Linked DNA regions of Mus musculus: regions 1 and 3 are each linked to region 2. Evidence: chromatin loops called from intact Hi-C (ENCODE). Cell type or tissue: heart. All regions are shown on one strand.

Evidence for each region. A loop is a pair of places that touch in the nucleus more often than their neighbours do. Peaks named below come from ENCODE experiments on the same cell type or tissue, not always from the same donor. Only the 100,000 strongest peaks of a DNase experiment are listed, where the experiment ranks them.
Region 1: it touches region 2 in a loop (7-fold over the local background); 17 of 42 quality-filtered maps call a loop at or near these places.
Region 3: it touches region 2 in a loop (2.5-fold over the local background); 6 of 42 quality-filtered maps call a loop at or near these places.

Annotation. Positions count from the first base shown.
Region 1 is chr2:135,002,352-135,010,351 of GRCm38, reverse strand. All of the region lies in intron 3 of Plcb1 (phospholipase C, beta 1), which reads right to left. Among named protein-coding and RNA genes, the nearest start is that of Gm39941, 89 kb to the right of the region's middle. In heart, CTCF peaks have their summits at 2,274 (motif pointing left) and 3,003 (motif pointing right); no DNase peak of the experiment used is centred here.
Region 2 is chr2:134,781,897-134,789,896 of GRCm38, reverse strand. Plcb1 (phospholipase C, beta 1) reads right to left here and starts at 3,733. Exons shown (of 32, transcript NM_001145830.1): 1 at 3,266-3,733. The coding sequence starts at 3,364. In heart, a CTCF peak has its summit at 3,874; DNase peaks (open chromatin) are centred at 3,186 and 3,786; H3K4me3 peaks cover 1,894 bases; H3K27ac peaks cover 943 bases; H3K27me3 peaks cover 1,333 bases.
Region 3 is chr2:134,919,568-134,927,567 of GRCm38, reverse strand. All of the region lies in intron 2 of Plcb1 (phospholipase C, beta 1), which reads right to left. Gm39941 (a long non-coding RNA gene) reads right to left here. Exons shown (of 2, transcript XR_866761.2): 1 at 1-8,000. Among named protein-coding and RNA genes, the nearest start is that of Gm39941, 6.0 kb to the right of the region's middle. In heart, a CTCF peak has its summit at 3,198 (motif pointing right); no DNase peak of the experiment used is centred here.

The DNA.
Region 1 (8,000 bases), 220 kb before region 2:
TGAACTTGTTTTACATTTCCAAAGCAGTTGAAAACAGTAAAACTAGTAAAATTAATTTTTGTAAATGAATAAAACTGCATTTGTAGCTTTAAAACACACATTATATATAATAAATATTACATTATATAATATGTATAATATATGCTATATAACACATATACATATAATATGTAACCTTTAAGGGATATATATATATCCCTTAAAGAAAATGTATTGTATAGGCCCAGATATTAAGTGAGGAAAATAGTATTGAAAGTAAAACTTAGTAAAAAGGTACTAATATTCTTGGCATTCTTTAATAGTAATCCTCTTTCACACTGAGGAATATGAATATACCTTAAGTTTTTCTAGCAAACATTCAAAGACAGACAGAGCAATGAAATAGCAGAGAATCAGACCCAGGCACAGCCAAAACTGGGCATAAGACAGCAGTAGCTCCTAACTCACAGGGAAAAGGTGAAGTTTTAGACTCGTCCAAAAGACAGACTTCTCAGTAGCTCGCACTGGGATAAAAGAATAGTAAACTTAAAAGGATCCAATTATATTTTAAAATACAGAATTCAAAGCAGTGCTGGGAGCTGACAGCGCTCAGTGGGGTAGAGGCCCTGGCCTTATAAACCTGAAACATGAGTTCGATCCCATGTAAATGAAGAAGAAAGGAAAAAACTAATTAGACAAGTTTGTACTCTGACCCACCCTATCCCATCACACACACACACACACACACACACACACACACACACACACACACACACTTTTAAAATTGTCAATAGAATTGGAACAAAGAAATAGAAATTCTAAAAATAATATGTAAGATTCAGACCTCATAACATACAACAGGGAAAAAACCTGATTGAGGATGTAAATGTAAGAGAAAAAGAAATATGCAGCAGGGTGAGGTGGGGCAGAGGGGACCTATAGAAAGTCCCAGACACCATGAAAGTGAGAAACTCCCAGGACATAATGGGGATGACCTTAGCCAAACCTAAAAATGCCACCTCCAGTAGAAACTCATGGCCCCCATTTGAGGCATGTGACCACCTGTCCATCTTCAAAATTTTTGGCCCAGGATTGTTCCTGTCTAAAGTAAATGCAGGGACAAAAATGGAATGAAGACTGAAAGAAAGGCCATTCAGAGACCAGATTTACTTAGAATCCATCCCACGAGCAGGTCCTAGACCCTGACACTATTATTGATGCCATGTTGTGCTTTCAGACAGGAGCCTAGCATGACTGTTCTCTGATAGGCTCTACCAGCAGCTGACTGAGACGGATGCAGATACTTACAGGTCAACCACTGGACTGAAGTTAGGAACCCCTATGGAAGAGTTAGGGAAAGGACTGGAGGAGCTTAAGGGGATTGTAACCCCATAGGAAGAACTACAGTATCAACTAACAGTATCAACTATCAAATGGATCCTCTGAGCTCCTAGAGACTAAGCCATCAACCAAAGTTCAGACATGGGCTGGTCTGTGGCCCCTGCTACATATGTAGCAGAGGACTGGCTTGTCTGGCCTCAGTGTGAAAGGGTGTACTTAATTCCATAGGACCTTGATGCCCCAGGAAAGGGGGGTATCAACATGCTGGCATGGTGAGGTGGGAGTGGGTGGGTGGGAGAGGAAGCACCCTCTTATAAGCAAAGGGAAGGGGGATGGGGTGGCGAAATTGAGGAGGAACCAGGAAGGGAAGCAACATTTGGAATGTAAATAAATAAAATAATTAATCTAAAATGGAAGTGTAGAGCCAGGCGTGGTGGCACACGCCTTTAATCCTAGCACTCGGGAGGCAGAGGCACGCAGATTTCTGAGTCCGAGGCCAGCCTGGTCTACAAAGTGAGTTCCAGGACAGCCAGGGCTAAACAGAGAAACCCTGTCTCGAAAAACCAAAAAAAAAAAATAATAATAATAATAATAATAATAATAATAATAAAATAAAATAAAATAAAATGGAAGAGTAAATGACTGAAAGCTAAGATTTGTTATTCCAAAACTCGTAAGGTAAGGAAGAGTACTTTAAAATAGTGTCAGCCCAACCTGGGCTGGAGTGTGAGTCTGTTGCAAAACATAAAACCAAAGCAAAATGGAACAACAACAACAACAAAACTATAACATAACTACGGAAAAGTTAAAAAGTACAAAATAGGGCTGGTGAGATCGCTCAGTGGGTAAGAGCACCTGACTGCTCTTCTGAAGTTTCAGAGTTCAAATCCCAGCAACCACATGGTGGCTCACAACCATCTGTAACAAGATCTGACTCCCTCTTGTGGTGTGTCTGAAGACAGCTACAGTGTACTTACATACAATAATAAATAAATCTTTTTTTAAAAAAAGTACAAAATAACTATTCTTCCTTCATATGCAACAGAAAATAGGATAAATTCAAATGAAACCAAGTGCTGCATAGGAGAAAATGCATCAAACACATCCCATAAACAACCACCAACCCAGACACTACTGCATATGCCAGAAAGACTTTGCTGACAGGAACCTGATATAGCTCTCTCTTGTGAGGCTATGCCAGTGCCTAGCAAATACAGAAGTGGATGCTCATAAGTCATCATCTATTGCATGGAACACAGAGCCTCCAATGGAGGAGCTAGAGAAAGTACCCAAGGAGCTGAAGGGGTCTGCAACCCTATAGGTGGAACAACAATATGAACTAACCAGTACCCCCAGAGTTCGCATCTCTAGCTGCATATGTAGCAGAGGATGGCCTAGTCGGTCATCATTGGGAAGAGAGGCCCCTTGGTCTTGCAAACTTTATATGCCCCAGTACAGGAGAATGCCAGGGCCAAGAAGTAGGAGTGGGTGGGTAGGGGAGCAGGGCAGGTGAGGGTATAGGGGACTTTCAGGATAGCATCTGAAATGCAAATGAAGAAAATATCTAATAAAAAATTGAAAAAAAAAACAAAAACAAAAACAAAAACAAAACAAAACCCCCAGAGGGAAAATGCTGTGCATCTGTAATAGAAACTGAGATGGAGCAGAATTCCTCAGCCTGCCTGAAGAGGGCAGCACTTGCTCCAGAACCATCCATAGCACAAGGCAATTAACTGAGGCAGGGTGGGAGTGCTGGGTGCTAATCTTGATAGCTTGACCTTCCTGAAGGGCCTAAGTAGACTTCCAGGAAGGTCTGACTGGAGCTTGAACAATCTGGAGGCAGCTCCTATGGCGGTCTTCTTCAAAACAACTTCAGTGCCCCAGAAAACTGCATGTGTTCTACCGAGAAAGGACTAGAACTCTAGAGAACTGTGTTTAGTCTTGTCCTTCCTTCTCTTTATTTTTAGTCCAAGACTGCTGTCCTTTGTCAAACTTGTCTTCAGAGTGTCACCTTAACTCCTGACCTCAATGCCTCCTCACGTGCACAACATTGAGGCTCAGTTTCCAAAGGGTCTTCAACATTGATTAGGCCCTGGCTGAAAAGCAAGTAATCTGTAGAGGTTGCCAAACTCCAAAATTCAGACTTATGTTTCTTGTCTTTATAATAGTTTATATATGTGTGGTTGTATATAAAATTTCATATATTTTTTAAAGTCCTTATTGTATTTGAGAATCATGATAGTACACTAGGTAGCTCCAACAGCATTGACTAGTCCATTGTTGAGAATGAATATATATATATACATATATATATTCACATATGTATGTGTGAGTGTGTGTGTGTGTGTGTGTGTGTTTGCTATAGAACCCAGAGTGTCTTTGAACTCTCATGCTTCTCAATAACTGGGATCTTATAAGCCCAAACCACATGGCCCACCCCTTTCTAGTTGTCTTGAATGTGTTATGAAAGTGCATTATTTTCTATGTAGCCTGTTTCCCACTTGAGATATGACAGTACAAGCACATTTTATGGTCATATTCCTGGATCTGTAAGGTCTTATAATACCAACAGAAGAGCCCACCATTGAAAACCTGCACCCAATGCTCAGTATAACCGGAAAAGCAGCCTCTCCTTTGCACACACACGACAACATTTCAGGACTCTGTGACCATTCAGTAACAGGGGTCCCTTTACGACATGTTTCCCTACCCACTTTGCAGGGTAAAGCACATTTGGTCTCAGGCATAGCAGTCAGTGGTCCTCCATTACTGCAGAGGGTACATGGGGCTGTCTCTAGAATGGGTGACCAGATGAACGACAGCATGCCAAGATAAACCTGAATTTCACAAATACAACACATGTTTGGTATATCACTTCATCTGCTTAGTGTGTCTCCTACTTCTGTATGTCCATTAGAAATAAACCATTTGCTAATTCCCACCAATCTTTTTTGGATCACTGAATAAAAAGCTTTTAAAACCCAAAACTCAAGTGAGTTTTAGAGTTTGTTTAGATGTGTCACATAAGCTTCAGAGCTTTAAACAATTACACTGCATGATGTCAGGGCACAGAAATGTACAGAGAATTAAAAAAAGAAAAAGATAAACACCACCATCACCACAAACATTCTCTTTTTAAAAAAATTTTATTAGGTATTTTCCTCATTTACATTTCCAATGCTATCCCAAATGTCCTCCATACCCTTGCCACTACTCCCCTACCCACCCACTCCCAATTTTTGGCCTTGGCGTTCCCCTGTACTGGGGCATATAAAGTTTGCAAGACCAAGGGGCCTCTCTTCCCAGTGATGGCTGACTAGGCCATCTTTTGATACATATGCAGCTAGAGTCAAGAGCTCAGGGGTACTGGTTAGTTCATAATGTTGTTCCACCTATAGGGTTGCAGATCCCTTTAGCTCTTTGGGTACTTTCTCTAGCTCCTCCATTGGGGGCCCTGTGATCCATCCAATAGCTGACTGTGAGCATCCATTTCCACCACAAACATTTTATTACTACTAATATTGGGGGACAAGATAGCTAGGTTGACATTGGAATTCTTGATTAAATCCATCCGTGTGTGTGTGTGTGTGTGTGTGTGTGTGTGTGTGTGTGTGTATGGTGTGTATTCCCAACCCTCACCTTGGGAGGCTAAAAGTTTTTAAGACTATCACAGAAAAACTTGTACTATTAAGGTCATTTTGTGAAAAGGTGACATTAAAAATAAAATTAGGAGTTTAAAAAAAAAGGAAAAAACTGAAAATCTGTGAAGGAAATGTTAGTAAAACAAACAATTCCAGGAATTTATCCTGAAATTGGACCCCTGCCTATGTAAAGGAAGGCACTGTGTTTCAGTTTCAGCCTTACAAGACACAGGCAGCAGCTAGGTATGGGGCACGTCTCTCATCTCAGCACTGCAAGGCAGAGGCAGGTGAATCTCTGGGAGTTTGGGGCCAGCCTGGTTTACAAAGTGAATTCCAAGACAGCCAGAGCTACATAGTGTGTTTCTGTCAAAAAAAAAAGTAAGAAAGAGAGAAAAAGAGAGAGAGAGAGAGAGGGAGGGAGAGAGAGAGAGGGAGGGAGGGAGGGAGGGAGGGAGGGAGGAAGGAAAGGAAGGAAGGAAGGAAGGAAGGAAGGAAGGAAGGAAGGAAGGAAGAAAGAAAGAAAGAAAGAAAGAAAGAAAGAAAGAAAGAAAGAAAGAAAGAAAGAAAGAAAGGAAGGAAGGAAGGAAGAAAGGAAGGAAGAAAGAGGGAGGAAGTAAGTTGTGAAGTAAGGAAGGGTGAGCAGGAGAAGCAACAGAGAAGACTCTCCACAGGAGGCTGATCTAAAAACAAACAAGCAAAAAAATAAATTAAAAAAAATCAAACAACAACAAAAACCACCAGAGAGCAGCTCCTCAGCATAGCTTAACAAAAGGAAAAAGAACGATGTCATGATTCTCTTGTTTTCTTGGAGATATTTTGAGGATATATTAACAGAGCAGAGGGGGCTGGAGAGATACCTAACTATCCAAGAGCACTGACTGCTGTTTCAGAGGACACCAATTCAATTCCCACTACCCACATGGCAGTTTCCAGTCATCTATATTTCCAGTCCCAAGGAATTCAATGCCCACTTCTGGCCTCAGTGGATCCAAGATACACATATGTTGTATACACAAACACACACACACGCACGCCCACGCACACACACATGCAGGCAAATCACTAGACATATAAAAACATTTAAAAAAATAAAACAGTAGAAACTGTTGTGGCACATAATCTTATAAGAATGACAAGGACACATTTTATATATTTTGAAAGAACCTGCCATCACAGATCACTAGGAAAAGACAGATTTTGTATTACCTGACCCCAGAGGTCTAGAACTCTATAAACTCTGTGTGTGTGTGTGTGTGTGTGTGTGTGTGTGTGTGTGTGTGTGTGTGTGTGTGTATGTGTGTGTGTGTGTGTGTGTGTGTGTATGTGTGTGTGTATGTGTGTGTGTGTATGTGTGTGTGTATGTGTGTGTGTGTATGTGTGTGTGTATGTGTGTGTATGTGTGTGTGTGTATGTGTGTGTGTGTATGTGTGTGTGCGTGTGTGTGTGTGTGTGTGTGTGTGTGTGTGTGTGTGTGTGTATGTGTGTCTATTACCTCTTATTCTTGCAGACATGTGTGGTGAGAGCATCAGATTATGAAATGGACCTGAAGAAGAGGGAAGAGGACATGAGTGAAATGAGCATCATTCCCAGCCATGGGATTGGAGTCAAGTACACAGAAAGCCCTAAAGATGAGAGTAAGTATAATTAAAAGGACCCAGATGAATACTAATAGCATAACTCCTCAGGAAATTGGTTAATTTTAATAAACTTGCAACACACTTGCCTATTAAAAAGCTTCCTAATGGATACACAGATACACAAAGAAACTGAGTTTTCTCTAGTGGGTTATGCTATGGAAACATTTTTTATGGAAATTAACTAACAAGTACCTATTTAGGTAGGAAATAAATTTGTCATGGCAAATGAATTATATGCGTGAGAGGAGAAATAAGAAGAGAGATCTCGATCTTGATGAAAATGGGCAAAACTCAATCAATTTCAAGTTAAATGATTGCACGGCCTGTGCTACCGTCAATGGAAATAATATCAAAAGAGATTAATTCAGACACTGGCTTCAGAATTTCTAATAACATCAAAGATGACAAAGAGTATTTTCTAACTGTACAAAAGAAAATGAATAATAAATATTTTATAATTTGAGATCAATAGATTATTATCTGAGGCAAAACCTGATGGGTACGCAAAAGTACTTATCGTGACTGTGGTGCCCACTGTGCCGACTCAGGTGACAGAAACACACACTTGAGCACCGTTTGCCTTTTAATAAGCAAAGAAGTCACAGTGTTTCTGTGTTTCTGGAATCAGTCACCACCCGAAGCAACTGATTCCCCTTTTCATTTTTTTCTTGAAAAAGGTTTTTTGGGGGTTTTGTTTGTTTGTTTGTTTTGTAGCAGCTATAGCTTTAGCCATTGATGAAATTAAAGACACAATCCTTCCATGACTTGTACTTAACTGTCCTTTGGACAAGTTCCCACATTTAGAGACTAAGGCAATAAGTCTGAAGTGGCCCCTGAAATAATTAATCTTTGTCTTCTTAGTCATAAAGACAGGAGTCTCTCAGTGCCAAGGTGAGTAATCCTAGTGCTCTTCCCAAGTAGGTCTAGGATTAATGGTGTATGAATATTTTTGCCACATGCAGCTAATATCAATTAATGCTACTTAAGTAATTATTTTGGTAAGATTAAAGAAATATTTTGAATTGACCTGTATCTGTCAGAGCTGGATTTCTGCTTTAGAACCAACAATTTCTCACCTTACTAACTGGGACAAAGGTTCTGCCAACATCCCAAGAGTACATCCATGAACTGCAGGCTCTGTGCTTTCTTTTTTGACTGTCTAACTCTGGTTTGCATAAGAAACCTGCTAAATCTACAAAGCAAGGCATGTATGATGTTTTGTATACGGTCGGCCAAAGGAATGGCACTATTAGAAAGTGTGGCCATGTTGGAGTAGGTGTGGTTTTGTTAGAGTAGGTGTGTCACTGTGGGAGTGGGCTTTAAGACCCTCATCCTAGATGCCTGGAAACCAGTATTCTGCTAGCAGCCTTCAGATGAAGATGTGGAGCTCTCAACTCCTCTA
Region 2 (8,000 bases):
GGGGGCCTTTCCCCCTTGATCACTAATTGAGAAAATGCCTTACAGTTGGATCTCATGGAGGCATTTCCTCAACTGAAGCTCCTTTCTCTGTGATAACTCCAGCTGTGTCAAGTTGACACAAAACTAGCCAGTACAGATGGGATGTTCCCTTGGGGTAGAAAGAGAGAGTATTCCCCAAAAACTTAAAGAAGAGAAACATCCATAGCTCTGTTACACAAAATCAAATCAGAGACCCTTTCAAACCTGGAGAACAGGAAGGGAGGGAGGGAGGGAGGGAAAAGAAGGAAGGAAAAGAGTAAGTAAGGAAGAAGGTATAAGAACGATTTATTCATTGTCTAACAACAACTCAAAAGAAATGTAAGAATGTGAGTTATCCATTCAATTCTGAGTATTGATGCTTCAGTAAATAACCCCAGAAGATCTAACAAAGCTGCCACTGGGGTGTTTCCAATTCCTAGATGACAAATGCCTCAAACTGTAAGCAGAGACAAAATTAAATTCACAAGCCACTGGACATTTTTGTGAACTAAGAAGCTGCAGTAACAGCTCATTCAAAAACCTTCTCCCTGGTCCTACACAGTGCTGTTTCCCAGAGCAGCGGATACCACAGCCACACTAACTAAGGCCTTGTAAGAAAGGTACACCCTCAAGCCCTACCCCAAAGCTGAATCAGAAACAGGGTAGATCCAGCAATCCCAAGACTAACAGAACTTCTGGATGCTTCTGAGGGGAGAAGGGAAGGGAAGGTTGCTTGATTATAGAGAAATCCCACAGACCATTACATTAAATGTATAGGGGATATAGTATTGCCAGTTCTGTACAAGAGACAACAAAGGTTCAACATGTTTATTTGTCTAAAGTCACACTGCTGAGTGAGAAAAGCCAGACCTCTGGTTCTAGATTTGGTTTTCTTTGTCTGGAAAGTGAAGCTTCATAGAGATGCAATAGAAACAGCCAAACAGATCAAACTGGCTTGTTGCTAAAAGAGGAAACTCAAACTCTAGGAGTACCAGAAAAGGGGATGCTCAGGGACTACAATAGGGATACTAAGAATGTCTCCATGCCTCCTAGCGCACGGATCAAACACAGCAAGAGAGCCAAGTGCCTGCAGGGCACTTCTCTAAAGTCCATTTAATTCCTTCTCTGGGTGCAGTCTGGTTTCTCTTAAGAAGATCTCTGGGCTCCCTCACAATGGGCCTCCTTAGCACAAGCCTCCCCAGGAACTCACTGCTGCCTTAATTGGAGGACTCTGCCCACTTTTCCCTTCTCCTAGGGCTGGCTATTGGCTTCTCCATCATTCCCAGAGCATCATTTGATCATGGTGTTTTGATGATTTTGGATCTCTTCTATTTAGCATATCCAGTCTATAATGGGAGAGATTTTACCCACTTTCTCCATCACCCTCAAAATGTAGTTCAAGGCAGGCACTGATGAAGTGAGTGTGGAACATTTGCTACTTAAATACATATAACACAAATCACCTACCTGGGTATCTATAACCTTCGCTCTCAAAGTTATGTTCTCAAAAACCAGACTTTATGGAGAATTAATAAAATATAGTTTAAAGACCATTAGTAATAAGAATTCCAGAGCTTATGACTAAAATTAACCCTTTTTTACTCTGGGATTCTGCTCTGCTCTCCTCCCCTCCCCTCCCCTCCCCTCTCCTCTCCTCCCCTCCCCGCCCCTCCCCTCCCACCCTATCCCCTCTCAGCCTCTCCCCTCCTGTTCTCTCTCTTTCTCTCCACTTTACCCTTTTCCTCTTTCTCAGATCCACCCCTTTGTTTGCTTTTTACCTAAGGATGTCTATGGATGAGAACATTGCATTTGTTGAACTGCACTCTCCTTTTGTCTTCTTAACAAAAACAATTCATCTGTGTCTGATTTATTGTTTCGATTCTATTCCATTTATAACAGCCTCCGGTCCAATTAGACTGGGACAGAAAGGAGACAAGTGCAAAGCCCTTGGTAAAGAGGGTGTGTTTACATCCTTGCCTCCATCATTTGGTAATTGGCAAGAGATTTCAAGGAGGCTGTGGCTCTGCTCATACTGCAAGTTCAGTTTGCGCTTCCAACTGGACAAAATATAGACACGGATGCACTCATCTAAGTAATTGGATTCACTACCTGGAATATTTAAATTGTTTTCAGACACTGGAAATTGGCTTAAGAAGATTAAAGTAAAATACCCGGAAGGATAACAGGCTGTAATTTACGGAGGTGGGAAATCATTTCAGTTAGAAGACGGGTTCATTCTCCTACAGTTGCTCCTGATAGGAGATGTGTTAATCATTAGGACTGGAATCTCTTTAGATCCTGACAGCTCAGGTTTATTCGGGTGAGTGGTTCTTATCAAACCCATTGGATGACACCCAGGAAGCCACATCGATAGGGTAATGTGCATTCCATTGGAGGTTTCTGTCAGAAGCCTTCAAGTGTTCTGAAGGTAACTAGGGTGGAGGGAAGGGAGAGGTCATAGGAAGTCCTGGAGCCGGCCAGGATCTCTCCTATACAGCAACGGGTGCAAGTAAACCGGAGGGTGAAGTTGTGGGTCTATTTCAAAGTGAAGACCTAAGCAAGCTTGTTTTTCAAAACCTGGCCCTGTCTCTAAGTCCATCCTGCGCTCCTCGGCCCCAACAGCTACTAGTTTGCTCACCAATCCGTTTCTGGTGTGCACCAACAGCCCTTTCTAAGGCCCCTCACTCTGCAGTCAGGCGCTAAAGTTTGGCATCAACGACCACCTGTCGGCTGTACTGCTGTGTCCTCTGCTGCTTGGCCAGCATTTTAAAAAAATGCTCAAGGGTTAGCAGTAACTGCAAGGTTTGGGACCTGGATAGTAGCTAGTACTTCTTGAAAGAGGGCAAAGGAGGTAATAGGATGCCTTAGCTAGCTGAGGTGGTGGGGGATGCATCTAGTACTCTCCAGCGCTATCCAGCTGCTTCTAACTTCATGCTCTTTTCAAACTCTCAGGACCTGTCACTGGGTAAAACATGTCCCTTCGGTTCCACTGGCCCCAAAGACTTAAGTCCCTCAGGAGGTGCTGGCCAGACCCAGCAAAGATGTCAACTCTAAACCCCCTAGGAGGAGGAGAGCGCGCGGAAAGCTGCCACCCTCTACCACCCACCCAGGCATCTGGCAACCTGTGCGCCCTAGGCTGCCCGCTCCCGCTCCAGCGCCCCATTGCATAACGCGCCCCTCGCCCCACCCCCACGCAGCCCGCCCTAGGGTGCCCGGTCCGCACCCCACTGCGCCGCCCCTCACTTACATCATCCCACTTGACGAATTTGGTGCCCTTCTTGAGGCTGTCGGACACGCACACGGGCTTGAGTTGCAAGGCGTGCACTCCGGGCTGAGCCCCAGCCATCTGGGCTCATCGGGGCTCCGGGCGGCCCGGGCGAGCGCAGTGGAGACGGGACGCGGAGCTCCGGGCGCGAGCGGGCTTGGCTCTCGATTCACCAGGCTCTGGGCTTCGCTGCCCGCCGGCCTCCGGCCTCTTGGCCTCCGCACCTCTGGCCCGCGCCGCTTAGTAAGCGGGACGACACGCGAGGGTACAGCAGCCTGCCATGCCCCGGGCGGGACGCAGGATCTGGAGCCCGCGGTGACTGTAGAGCCTCGGGAGACGCGGAGGAGCAGAGCCGGGCAGTGCGAGTCGCCCGCCGCTGGATCCTGCTCGGCCGCCGCCTGGAAGCGCACCATTCAGCACATCCTCTGTGCACAGAGGGAGCGCGCGAGTGACACGCTCCGGTCCCCTCCTCCCTCCGCTCCTCCCGCCCCTGCTCCGCCACCCTCGCTCGCGGTCCTCCTCCCCCAGCTCCCTGCCCAACTTTGCGCGCTGGGTCAGCAACGGGAAGCGGGGACGCAGCGGCACCTCCCGGCTCCCGGGCCCCACTGCAGCCGACGCCTGCGCCGCACACCCTCTGAGCATGCCCGGTGCCCCTAGCCAAGGCTGGCGTTTGGGGGGCTTTCTGGGAAAGATATGGTTAGTGGTTAATCAGATCCTAACCAGTATGTAAAGAAGAACATTGAGGCAGAACGGGGAGAGAGCCCTAGGCTTTCTTTCTCTCTGGTGCTTTCCGGCCTTTTCAAAGAAAGGGTTCTTATTTTGTATAGAGAAGCACTTGAGAGGTTTAGCTCAAGAACTCCAGAGAAAACTTGTCCTGCCAGAAAGTTTGAAGCCTATAACCTAGATGGCCCACAAACAGTGTTTAGGAAATAAAAAGCTCGGGGAGGGGGGCAGCAAAGCTTTTATTCCTTAGAAAGATGAAAGGAGTGGGGCCCAGGGCCTGGGACAGGGTGGGAGTCATATAGAATCATAGGTATAGGGATGTCATCTTCACTCACAAGGTTCATACTGTCGAGTGTTTTAGAGGTTGTAGAGCATCTAGAATCTCCGTCCATCACAAAGGTGGAGGGTGGGGTATAAAGTGGCAAGTATACTTCAGAAAATAACCACTAATAAAGTTAAAGATTTGTGTATCACACAATCCAAAACTTCTGCTCCTAGATGTTTGCTCAAGAGAAAGGAAACCATACCCAAAGGAAACTTGTCCAGCAATGGTAAAGGCAACTGAAACTTGTAAACGTCAAACAATAGGTGACTAAAAAAACAAAGTTTAGTTAAGTTTCTAAGTTCCCCAAACTATTCCATGATGAGAAGGGACAGAGACTCCAGAACATATCCATGATCACACAAAGTTTAAGCCAAACAAGAGCGTGCAACAAGATGCCCTCTGCAGGGTCTGTAGAAATAATCCAGGTATTCTGTGGTGACAGAAAGTAGATCGAACAGGTACCTGTGGCCAGTAGCGAGCAAAATTTGGCATCAAGGGGAACCTTTGAGAATGATGGGAAGATTCTGTACCGGCGTATTTACATTTGACAAACCTTGTACGACTAGACACATAAAATGAGTGAATTTTATTCTAATAAACACTGCCCTAAAGGTTGGTTTTGGAAAAGAAGAAGCAGTATGAAGAAGAGACTCCAGTAAAATGGTTTTAGACGGTCAAGGCACTTGCCAGCAAGCCTAATGGCCAGAGTTTCATCCTCAAACTCCACATGGTAGAAGGATAGAACTGACTCCTCAAAGTTGCCCTCTGACCTACACACCTACACCTTGGTACACTAGGACATGCACACACACACACACACACACACACACAGAGAGAGAGAGAGAGAGAGAGAGAGAGAGAGAGAAGAGAAAGATGGCTTTCAATCTTTTTTCTTTGTGTACTTGGTTTTCAAGTTCTAGTGCTGCAATGAAACACCATGACCAAAAAGCAAATTGGGAAGAGCAGGACTTATTTGGCTTACATGCATCATTGCAGGAAGTCAGGACAGGGCCAGAAACTGGAGCGAGTTGCTGATGCAGAGGCCATGAAGGAGTGCTGCTTACTGGCTTGCTTCGTCATGGCTTGCACAACCTGCTTTCTTATAGTCCTCAGGGATATCACCATCCATAATGGGCTGGGACCTCCCCCATTGATCACTAATTGAAAAAAATAATCCCTTATAACTGGAGCTCATGAAGACATTTCCTCAATGGAGGCTCCTTTCTGATAACTCTAGCTTGTGTCAAGTTGACACATAAAACCAGCCAGTACACCAGGTCGCTGTGGGCCAAACTTTATAAACTCAGCCAAAAGACTACTAAATAGAAATAATCTAAGGGTGAATCCCAGTGGTTTACCTGATATGTATAGAATTCTGGTATAAATCCCAAATGTTACCTAAATATACATTCATAGATCAACAGACAGATGATAGATTATCAATAGATAAGATAAGAAAACCAGCCATATTCTTGGAACTATCATAATTAATGAGTTTGGACTCCTGTTATCTTTGGAGGCCTTGTCTTGATCTTGGAGCAACTTCACACACATACTGACACACACACACACACACACACACACACAGAGAGAGAGAGAGAGAGAGAGAGAGAGAGAGAGAGAGAGAGAGAGAGAGAGAGAGGTGGGGCGACATTAAAAGACTGCCTTGTTTCATTCTGGTCCTGCAATACCAAAGTACATGATGAATCTGATGGCCATAGTACTTCCAAGTAGTGGCTTTGACTCACTAGCTACCTCACAGAAGGCAATGGCCTCAGACTGATCCACATTTATCTTTATCTTCAATGACTGTAATAAGTCTCTTCTTCCAAGGCTCCAGACCATCTCAATTATCCTTACTGCACGCCCTATCAGGTTGTTCTGTTCTGCTCTGGTCTTTCCTTTTCTTGTTTTTTCCTCAATTATTTCATCATCCACTGAAATAATTATTGAGCAGAAAGCTTTAGTTGGAGTACCTTAGAGAGTCAAGATAGACTGGGGCTGCTCCCTAAAAGGTACTATAGAGAAACCTTAGGCCGAGTCACCAGCTGAACGATTCCCAGTCACTCCATAATGGAATCCGTCTTATCCATCAGCATCTCTACCCTTTTTATCTTCAAAGCAAATCCTAAATTGTTTAGTTGGCAACCATGCTTAGTGATGAATTATGGAACTAATTACAATCATTCCATTTTCCTACACTGACCTTTGCCTGTGACTGCTTGAGAGGGTACATAAGGGAGTCAAATCTAACGAATAAGGTGAAGGTTGGGTACTTCAGGGCGAAATCTCTCATATTTATACCCCTTCTCATTCCTCCTCCTTCCCCCTTGCTTTCCATCTCCCCCCTCCTTAGTTTCTCTCCACTGAATATAACAATATAAAAACAAGAAAGAAGAAAATAGGAAAGAAATGAAAAGAAAAGAAAAATAATTTTCTTCCTGGACTCTATAAGGCTCTAAACCAATTTTAGATTTTATGATACTTGTCATAATACATATCTTCATAAGTTCAAATTTATTTTTACTCTTAGCTGATATGCCATATAAAATAATTAACCCTTTGTAGTGGTTAGTTTTAACAATCAACATAGCCTAGAATCACTTGGACAGACAGTCTCCACTGAGTAATTATCTCCATCAGGTTAGCCTGTAGGCAAGTCTGTAATGGGTTGCCTGCCTTGTTAACTGATGTAGAAGGACCCAGTCCACCATAGACAACGCATTTCCTAGGCTGTGTCCTGAGCTGCATAAGAGTGAAGAAAGGTAGTCAAAAGCAAGCAAGCAAGCAAGCAAGCAAGCAAGCAAGCAAGCAAGCAAGCAAGGATGTGCATAGTCTCTATTCTCAATTGTTGATGTGGTTTGATTTATTGCTTGTGTTCCTGCCCCAACTTCCCCAAAATGATAGACTATGATCTAGATCACAAAGCCAGGAACTGATATTGACCCCCAAGAGGTCTGATATTAGAATCCTGACTTACTACTTAGATATGGCTAGTTTTTATCTATTTTAACATCTATACAAATATTCCAAACTCTCTAGAAGCTATATTATGGCCCACAGCCTTCTCTAATCAATTTGTAAGGCAGTGAGGCTTGGTACACTGGAAAAGGCTTGTGTAGTGCCTCCTGATAGTGAGTTATTCCAATTACTAGCTGTGTGAGCATGGAAAAGATGATTATTCCTTCTGAAATGAAATATGCTAGTATGTAAATAATGATGTTAAGGGCTAGTTCCTGGTACTTTTCCAAAGAGTTTTATATCTTTCATGATTTAATCCTCATATTAACCCTATAAACTATGTTTCTCTGTCTTCTATGCTTGAGGAAAATGAGTCAGAGAAACAGGAAATGATCACCCCAAATTTTCTACCAAGTACAAAAAAAGAACCAAAGTTCAAACGAAGGGTATTTGGTCCTGTTGGAGTCCAGGAATAGCCTCACAAGCCACACAAACACCAATCTCAGTCAGAGAGGGATAGTTTATTGAGCATATATCACAGCACTGGTCAACCAGGACCATGGCCCAAATTTGTAAACTGAACCATGACCCCAAGTTAAGATCCTACAGAATTTTTAAGGTCAAAAGCTCCAAACTTCTGTGCCAAGTTATTTCGCCAATCAGGATTTAGGGATAGGGGATTTCCTTAGGAACATGTCTTAATTGTAC
Region 3 (8,000 bases), 140 kb before region 2:
TGAGAACTAAGTTAGTTAATTTTTTGCAAACAACATAAATCCTCTGGCTAAGTCTTATAGACCTGTTTCTTAAGTGATAAATTACAAGTAAATGTTTTGCTCAAAAAAAAGAATTTGACAGTTATCAAATCATTGTCTCTCCTCTGAAATAAGTCCCTTTGTATGAATCAGCGGTAGATTTTGCGTGTTTGACAGGAGTACAACGTTTCTGGATTAACCATTCTGACCTTTAAAGTCTCCTCTAACAAAAGCTCAAAGGAGCCCTGGAGAAGGAAACCATCAAGCATTAATCAGACCTGTTCTTAAGTAACAGCACAATTAATGATTAACAATGGGAAACCACTGGACTAAAAACAAATCAAACCCCTCATTAGCACTGAAATATTGTTTCCACTAGGAAAAGAAGTAGCCGGGTGTTTACAGGTGATTCCAGTTATGAACTTGAGAGAATCAACCAACTGCTCCATTCATCAGACATGCGGCCCTCTGCTGAGCCCAACCCTACCAGGATTCATTTGATGCTGACTGCAGACAGAGAAGGTTACTTGTGATTAGTTTTGATGGAACCAATTAGCATTGAATCTAGAGCCCCCGAGACATTTAATTGACCCGCAGATGTCCCCTTCTGCACCCACCATGTACACCTAACTCCCAGACCCACCCTCAGGTCTTGGGCATGTTTCCTTTAAAAGCAACACTATTTTTAGACATTGAAATGTGGAAGCTTCTGCTAATTCTATTTAGCGAGCATGCAGGATGCCAGCTAAATGTCCCACTTTACCTCATCCCTCACCAGACCGACAGTTGGAAACACTTAGTTCTGCTCTGCTTCCATTGAGTCTCTGCTTCCATTGGAGTGATTTAAATCACAGATAAGTATTTGTAAATGAGCTGAAGAAATAAAGATGTGTCTGAACACTCCAAGCTGCCTTGTTAGAAATGTGCATGGTTCTAGGCTCATTCTTGGGGATTTGGTTAATGCTTTGCAAATTGCAACAGAGTTCTTTCATGATTGTAACATTTCATGGCTCTACCTGTGCTTCCAGATCAAGAATTTATTTAGCTCTGTTAAAATATGTCTTAAACTCTCCACTTAGAAAATTGCAGGGGAAAGTATGCCAAAAAAAGGTCTTTGTGTACTTTCCAAATAACCTCTAACCTGCTAAGCAAACAGCAGTAAGTTCAGCATTGTCTTATTTCATAGAACATTTACTGTGGCTAGCTTTTGGCTGATCATCGTAGAGACATCAAGATAATCCATAAAAACTATTATTAATTCCACTTTACAGGTGGTAAGACTAAGGATCACACACATTATGGGGCTTGGACACAGTGAATAACAGGTTGATAATTCATTTGAAACTTGAAAGAATTTAACAAAAGCACCAAGTATATAAGACAGGATATGTGCAGGAGACTTCACAGCCTGCCATGCCCAGTGCCCTGAATGTGGAATTTCTGGGGTACTTGTCCTACATGGCTTCACTGGTGGAACTGGCACCATTAGCCATAATAAATCCATTGAAAACAGAGAGGAAAAGGCTGAAGATTTGTAGAAACACTGAGCCTGTCCATACTTTGCTCTCTTCTGTTTTCCTTCTCTAACAGAACACTATTCCCTACATCTAATCTCAGTGGGGTGATAACCAATAGAGAGTATATTCCATAATAGGAATGGTTTATGGGTTTAGCATCCTCTGGCAGCTCCTAAACTGTCAACAATGCTCCACTATGTTCATAGCAGCCCTATTTATAATAGCCAGAATCTGGAAAGAACCCAGATGTCCCTCAACAGATGAATGGATACAGAAAATGTGGTACATTTACACAATGAAGTACTACTCAGCTATTAAAAACAATGGATTTATGAAATTCCTAGGCAAATGGATGGATCTGGAGGATACCATCCTGAGTGAGGTAACCCAATCACAAAAGAACTCACATGATATGGACTCACTGATAAGTGGATATTAGCCCAGAAACTTAGACTACCCAAGATACAATTTGCAAAACACATGAAAGTCAAGAAGAACGAAGACCAAAGTGTGGACACTTCACCCCTTCTTAGAATTGGGAACAAAACACCCATGGAAGGAGTTACAGAGACAAAGTTTGGAGCTGCGATGAAAGGATGGACCATCCAGAGACTGCTGCACCCAGGGGTCCATCCCATAATCAGCCACCAAACCCAGACACTATTGCATACGCCAGCAAGATTTTGCTGAAAGGATCCTGATATAGCTGTCTCTTGTGAGGTTATGGCAGTGCCTGGCAAACACAGAAGTGGGTGCTCATAGTCAGCTATTGGATGAAACACAGGGCCCCCAATGGAGGAGCTAGAGAACGTACCCAAGGAGCAGAAGGGGCCTGCAACCCTATAGGTGGAACAACAATATGAACTAACCAGTATATCTGGAGCTCTTGTCTCTAGCTGCATATGTAGCAGAAGATGGCCTACTCGGCCATCACTGGAAAGAGAGGCCCCTAGGTCTTGCAAACTTTATATGCCCCAGTACAGAGGAACACCAGGGCCAAGAAGTGGGAGTGCGTGGGTAGGGTAGCAGGGGTGGGGAGGGTATAGGGGACTTTCGGGATAGCATTTGAAATGTAAATGAAGAAAATATCTAATAAAAAATTGGGAAGGGAAAAAAAGAAGAAGAAGGCCTTAAATGCAGCACATTAAAGTTTCATCAGAGTTGGATCCCAAAGAACAGGCCTAAGGCATGGTATGGCGGCACAAGCCTACTGCCTCTGCTACTTAGAGGACTTAAGATAAATCACTAGAGATAAGAGGTAAAGAACCATGTCTAAATCTACAACAACAACATCCCTACCTATGCAGGCCTTCAGATCCTCTGAAACTGACTATCTGGAGCTCTGGTCTCACAGTCCACAGTTGCTTATTATCAGGAGAGAAATGATGTCCTTTGACTTAATTTACTTTGGCAGACTGAAAACAGACCCTGCAAACTCCATTGGTTGCCTTGTATGCCTGTCTATGAAAACAAAGGCTAGCTGCTACCCAGGCACGGAAATGAGCATCTATATTTGCATGTGTAATTCCACCAGTTACTAAAAGCTGAGTTGACACTGCACCTGATACAGGACCAGGGCCCTGCCCTTGAGGAAGATATGTAAACACCACTATGTAGAACTTTGGCCTGTTAGGGCAAGTCAAACCATAAATCCAACCTCATTTTTCCTTTCGTTCACACCACTAGAGGGCAATAGCTGTAGACAATAAGGCTGACATAACAGGAATTGGACTTGGACTTCATTCATTCACCATAAGCTGGCATACGCCAGAAGCTGGCATCAGCTCTCATGATGAACTGGAAGAAGATGGTTTTGCCCCAGAAGCATCTGGACCCAAGGCCTGGTGCCTAGGCAATGCTTATGCTTTTACCACCTTGAGCGGGCTTCTCGGCAGGGAAACAGGGTTGCTAATGTTTGTTGAGTGTGGAGAGGATCAATCAGCACAGCACTTTTAGAAATCCAATGCATCTCCCATTTAGAGTATGTGAGGAAAATAGCAGCTTCCCTCAAGTAATTGTCAATGGGCTGATGCTTTCCGGAAGGGTGAGGGAAGTGTTGAACCATCACAAAAGAGTGAGGATTCTCAATTCTGAGTCTAATGGGCAAAGGACCAATCCCTGTTTCCCTTTTTTATAAAATGCCTCATTGATAGGGTAGGACGTGCCAACCACTCAATTTATAAGATTGTTGCTGAGGATTGTATAAACACTAGCAACTTTTTATACCACAATAGAACACTCCACAATGAGTGGCTATTTGTTATTAAATAACAACAATGATGACAATAATAATTGTGTATACAAGGATGAGTAGAAACACACACACACACATACCCCCCCACACACACACACACACAGTGCCAAGTAAAGAATTTTGAAAGGCTCTGGGTTGTTTTGCCCATAAAAGAGGCCCCAAGGAAGAAGCTTGAGACCAGCAATCTCACTTATTAAAGAGCTTTCTCACACAAGGAGACTTTTGATTCATTGTGTTCCACCTTTGGGGATAAATCAGTCTCAAAGGATTAAAACAACATGGGACTCTCTCTTTCTTTAGTCTTCTTAAAAAAGAAAAGAAAACTAGCCAATAGGACAGAGACAACACAGACTGTTTCTGAAAAAAGGGAATATGGAGGTGACTAGAGGAATTGAGGCAGTACCAATTTCCAATTTACAGAGGTGGCCCCAATGCACCACAGACACTGACTATAGGGGGCACAGCTGACCTTTAAGATCTTCTGGAGACTGACATAATTAAGCCAGAGAAGCAGGCAAACGCTCTAGAACTACGGCCTCGTGATGAGGACATTGCCCAAGTGCCTCCGAGTCCGTTGGGTTGGGTTGGGTCCTCTGATCTACTAGGCTAGGACTTTGTGCTCTCAATTGCCCACACACCTCCCTCGTTCCAGAGAGCTGGGACAAGCACTTGCTCACCTCTGAGATGATCTTTCAAGGAATCAGTAAGAAATGTTATTTGTTTGAGAGGAGAACCTGGCCTTTGGTGACCGTTCCATTTTAATTCATGGCTTATTGGCAATCACTCATCTCCTGCTGAAAATTAATTAAGGCTTGTGTTCAGCAGGAGCTGGTATTTGTTTTGAATCTCAGGCCCTAACACCTGAAATTCTGAAGCGACAAAAAACACATCTCCAATTTGGGGCTCGATGAGGCAAAATTGAAGAGCCCCCTGTTGCTCCCAGCTATTCTGTTCTGAACAATGGACTATAAATGTTCCTGGCAACAATACTCGGGATGGATTTCAGCCACCTGGAAGTTCCTGCTGATTTTACCAAAAGGGAAAAAGAAATGTATACCTAGATGAGACAGAATTGGCCAATTTGAACAGGCAAAAACTAATATTTTCAATGATTAATTGTTTTACCATCACTTTTGTCATGATATTCATTTGCCATGATAGTCATTTTCTGAAAGAAATAGTACATCGTGAATATGAAGATTTCTAACAAGTCACTTAAGTTGAGGGCATTATTCCACCTAATAAGCTTTGTGTTTAACAGAGGGCATATCACCCATGGATTTCTCTGATTTCTCGCACTTCTATGCCTTTGAAAGCCTCTATGTGTCTCTGTGGCATCCTTGTAGCCTCCATCTGCTCAGAAAGGTAAGTACAGGCACTTTTGAGAATGTCAAGAGTTTGAAGCAACCCTTGCCAGGAAGGCAAATAGGGGAAGAAAATCACGACCTTTACTTTGAAACCCCAGGTCTCTATAAAGGATAACATAACAAAGAGGGAACAGGAAGCTTTCTTTTGCCCCAGATTTTTTTTTCTTATGTATTCAAGAGCTGCTCCTGAGAGCAGACCGTCTATTTCAGGGACACACGTAGGATATCAGATGGATTCAACTCTGCCTTTATCAGGATAGGCTACTCCTTGCTGCCACCATCCTCTTGCTAGAGACCACCATCCTCTGTGAGTGCAACAATTTGAAGCTGATCCCTATCTCACAGCAGGGCAGTGAGTGTAGCTGATATAGGCTGTTGTGCTTTTATTTTTTTCTACATTATCTTGGATCTCCTTCTTCCAAGACTGGCTCCCAGGATCCAGAAAGCTCTACTGCAATGCCGAGATAATACATTAATTATGGCATAATACTTGATAATGAAATTATTTCTTAGAAGATAAGAAGGGCCCAAGCTTTTACTTAAAACTTATACGTGATTAAATAAAAGGCATGTTAATAAATTAAAATTATAAAAACTGCAAAGTGCACCACAGCATGTGCCCTATAATCAATTCAAACTCCAGTGCTCTGAACACTCTGTAATTAGAGGAAAAACTAGACATGTATAGTCTAACACAGGATGACAAGACATTGGAACCTCTCTGATACATTTCTAACTGAAAACCAAAGATTTAAGTAGCCAAAATACAACATTGACATCAGATAAAGTAAAATTAAAAGGCTAATTTTTGACCAAATCAAGTAGTCTATTTAAAATTGAATTGAAGTTGACTTCAATTGGCCACATCTTTGGCCCTCATTATTGAGTGCCAGAGTGTTGAATAATTGTCATGAGATCAGCAGATGCTATCATACAAATGGAATAGTTTCCCAAATTAGAGAACTGGCATGTGTTTCTTTATAAAAGAAATTAGTTTAAGAATCTCCATTATTTTTTGTTGGCAAGCCACCAATTGTTCATTTTGCATTAAACCTAGCTAAAAATACTAAGTGAGAGGTTTGGGGGAACATAAGAAGGGGTCTACCCAGTCTACTAGTAGCACCGGAAGCAAGAAAAAGAAAATGAGACGTTTTAAATAATGCAATCACATGTGAAGGCTGAGCAAGTGCTTACATGAACACTGAGTTCCTCTCAGGCATCAGGCACTGTGCAAAGTGCATCACCTTTCCTGACATTTTTAATCTTGCTGATAACTGTAGGAGGCAGTTGCTATTATTATCTCTATTTTGGTATGAAGCCATCAAGGCAAAAGGAAAAGTGATGTGCCAAGCTCAAGCCGTCAGGAAATGATAGAGCCATTATTGGAATCTAGGTAGTCTTGCACCAAAGCCACATTCATACCAAATCCCAACTCCTGATGTAAGTTCTGCCAACCTCCAGGCTGCGCCACCTCAAGCACCAATTCCATTTATTTCCTTAGGACAAATCCTTCAGCAAGGATTTACTGAGGCCAAGCGAATGAACATTTTAAATTTATACCCCGTGACTAGATGGGAAGCAGACCTGGTCTATCAGGAAGGGCAGGTGAGAGGATTACAGATGGTGGACTCAGCATGAGCAGAAGGGCGCTGGGGGCAGTGCTTCAGCAGTGGCAGCCGGAGTTTCATTTGTCTACTGAGTGGGAAACAGAATGGTGCATGAGAGAGACGTCTCTGATCCCTGATGCTCCATTTACCTCATAGAATCCACGTTTTCCTTGAATTCAGGCAACACATATACTTGCAAAGATGAATGTGATATTTGCTATTTAGAAACAAAAGGAAGCACTATGGACTCATCAGGGCTTCCTGTTTTTTAATAAATTATAGCAAAAACCCCCTCTCAAACGTTTTACAATAGAGAAAAAGTGATGTGACTCTTGAATTTGGGGCGTCAAACTTACTTCTCTGCAAAGGGCCTGTTTTATTTGAGCTGTAAGAAAGTTTCCCAAATAGTATTGCTGTCCTTTGTAGGGAAAAGGATACTAAAGAATTCGACAGTACACAATAGCTGGGTATAGATTTACTGAAGTTACATTCCTAAATGTTGAATTTCCAGAAATGGAGTAGGGTTCCTTCAGCTCCTATGACTGGGTCCTGTACTTCCAAAAGTCTAACTCACAGGAACAGGCAGAAAAAAATTTCTCGAAGTATATACTCTTGTACAGACTTCTGCCCCCAACTCTGGCACAAGTTCTCTCTCTCTCTCTCTCTCTCTCTCTCTCTCTCTCTCTCTCTCTCTCTCTCTGTGTGTGTGTGTGTGTGTGAGAGTGTAAGTGTAATATATACATATATGTGTATTTGCGTGTATGTGTGTGTGTGTGTGTATGTACATATGTATACCACGAGCACTGCCTAAGAAGACAAGGTATCTTTCAAATGAAGTAGATGCTGGTGATATTTACCAAAGTCTTATCTTTATAATAGTAAATAGCTTCCTGAGGCTACAGCAAAGATACATCACTTATGTCTTGAAGCCATCCCTGTCAGTTCTTTCTCATATTCAGTCCATTTTTAGTGAATACTTACAATGAGCCAAGCACTGTACTACACATTGCAGTTATGAAACAATGGGAGCTCCTTTCCCAAGTGCCTAAAAATAATGCCTCCCAAATAGCTGTGCAGTTGTAGAGAAGGGAGGTCCATGGAGCAGTGAAAGAGAAAAGGTTAATACTGTGGTTGGAGGAGGAGTTTTTTTTTGACCTAGTGTGTAAGGCTAAAGGCTTTAATAGTCCCAGTTCATTATCTTCCCTATATCCAAGTCTCTCTCTATGAAATCAGCATA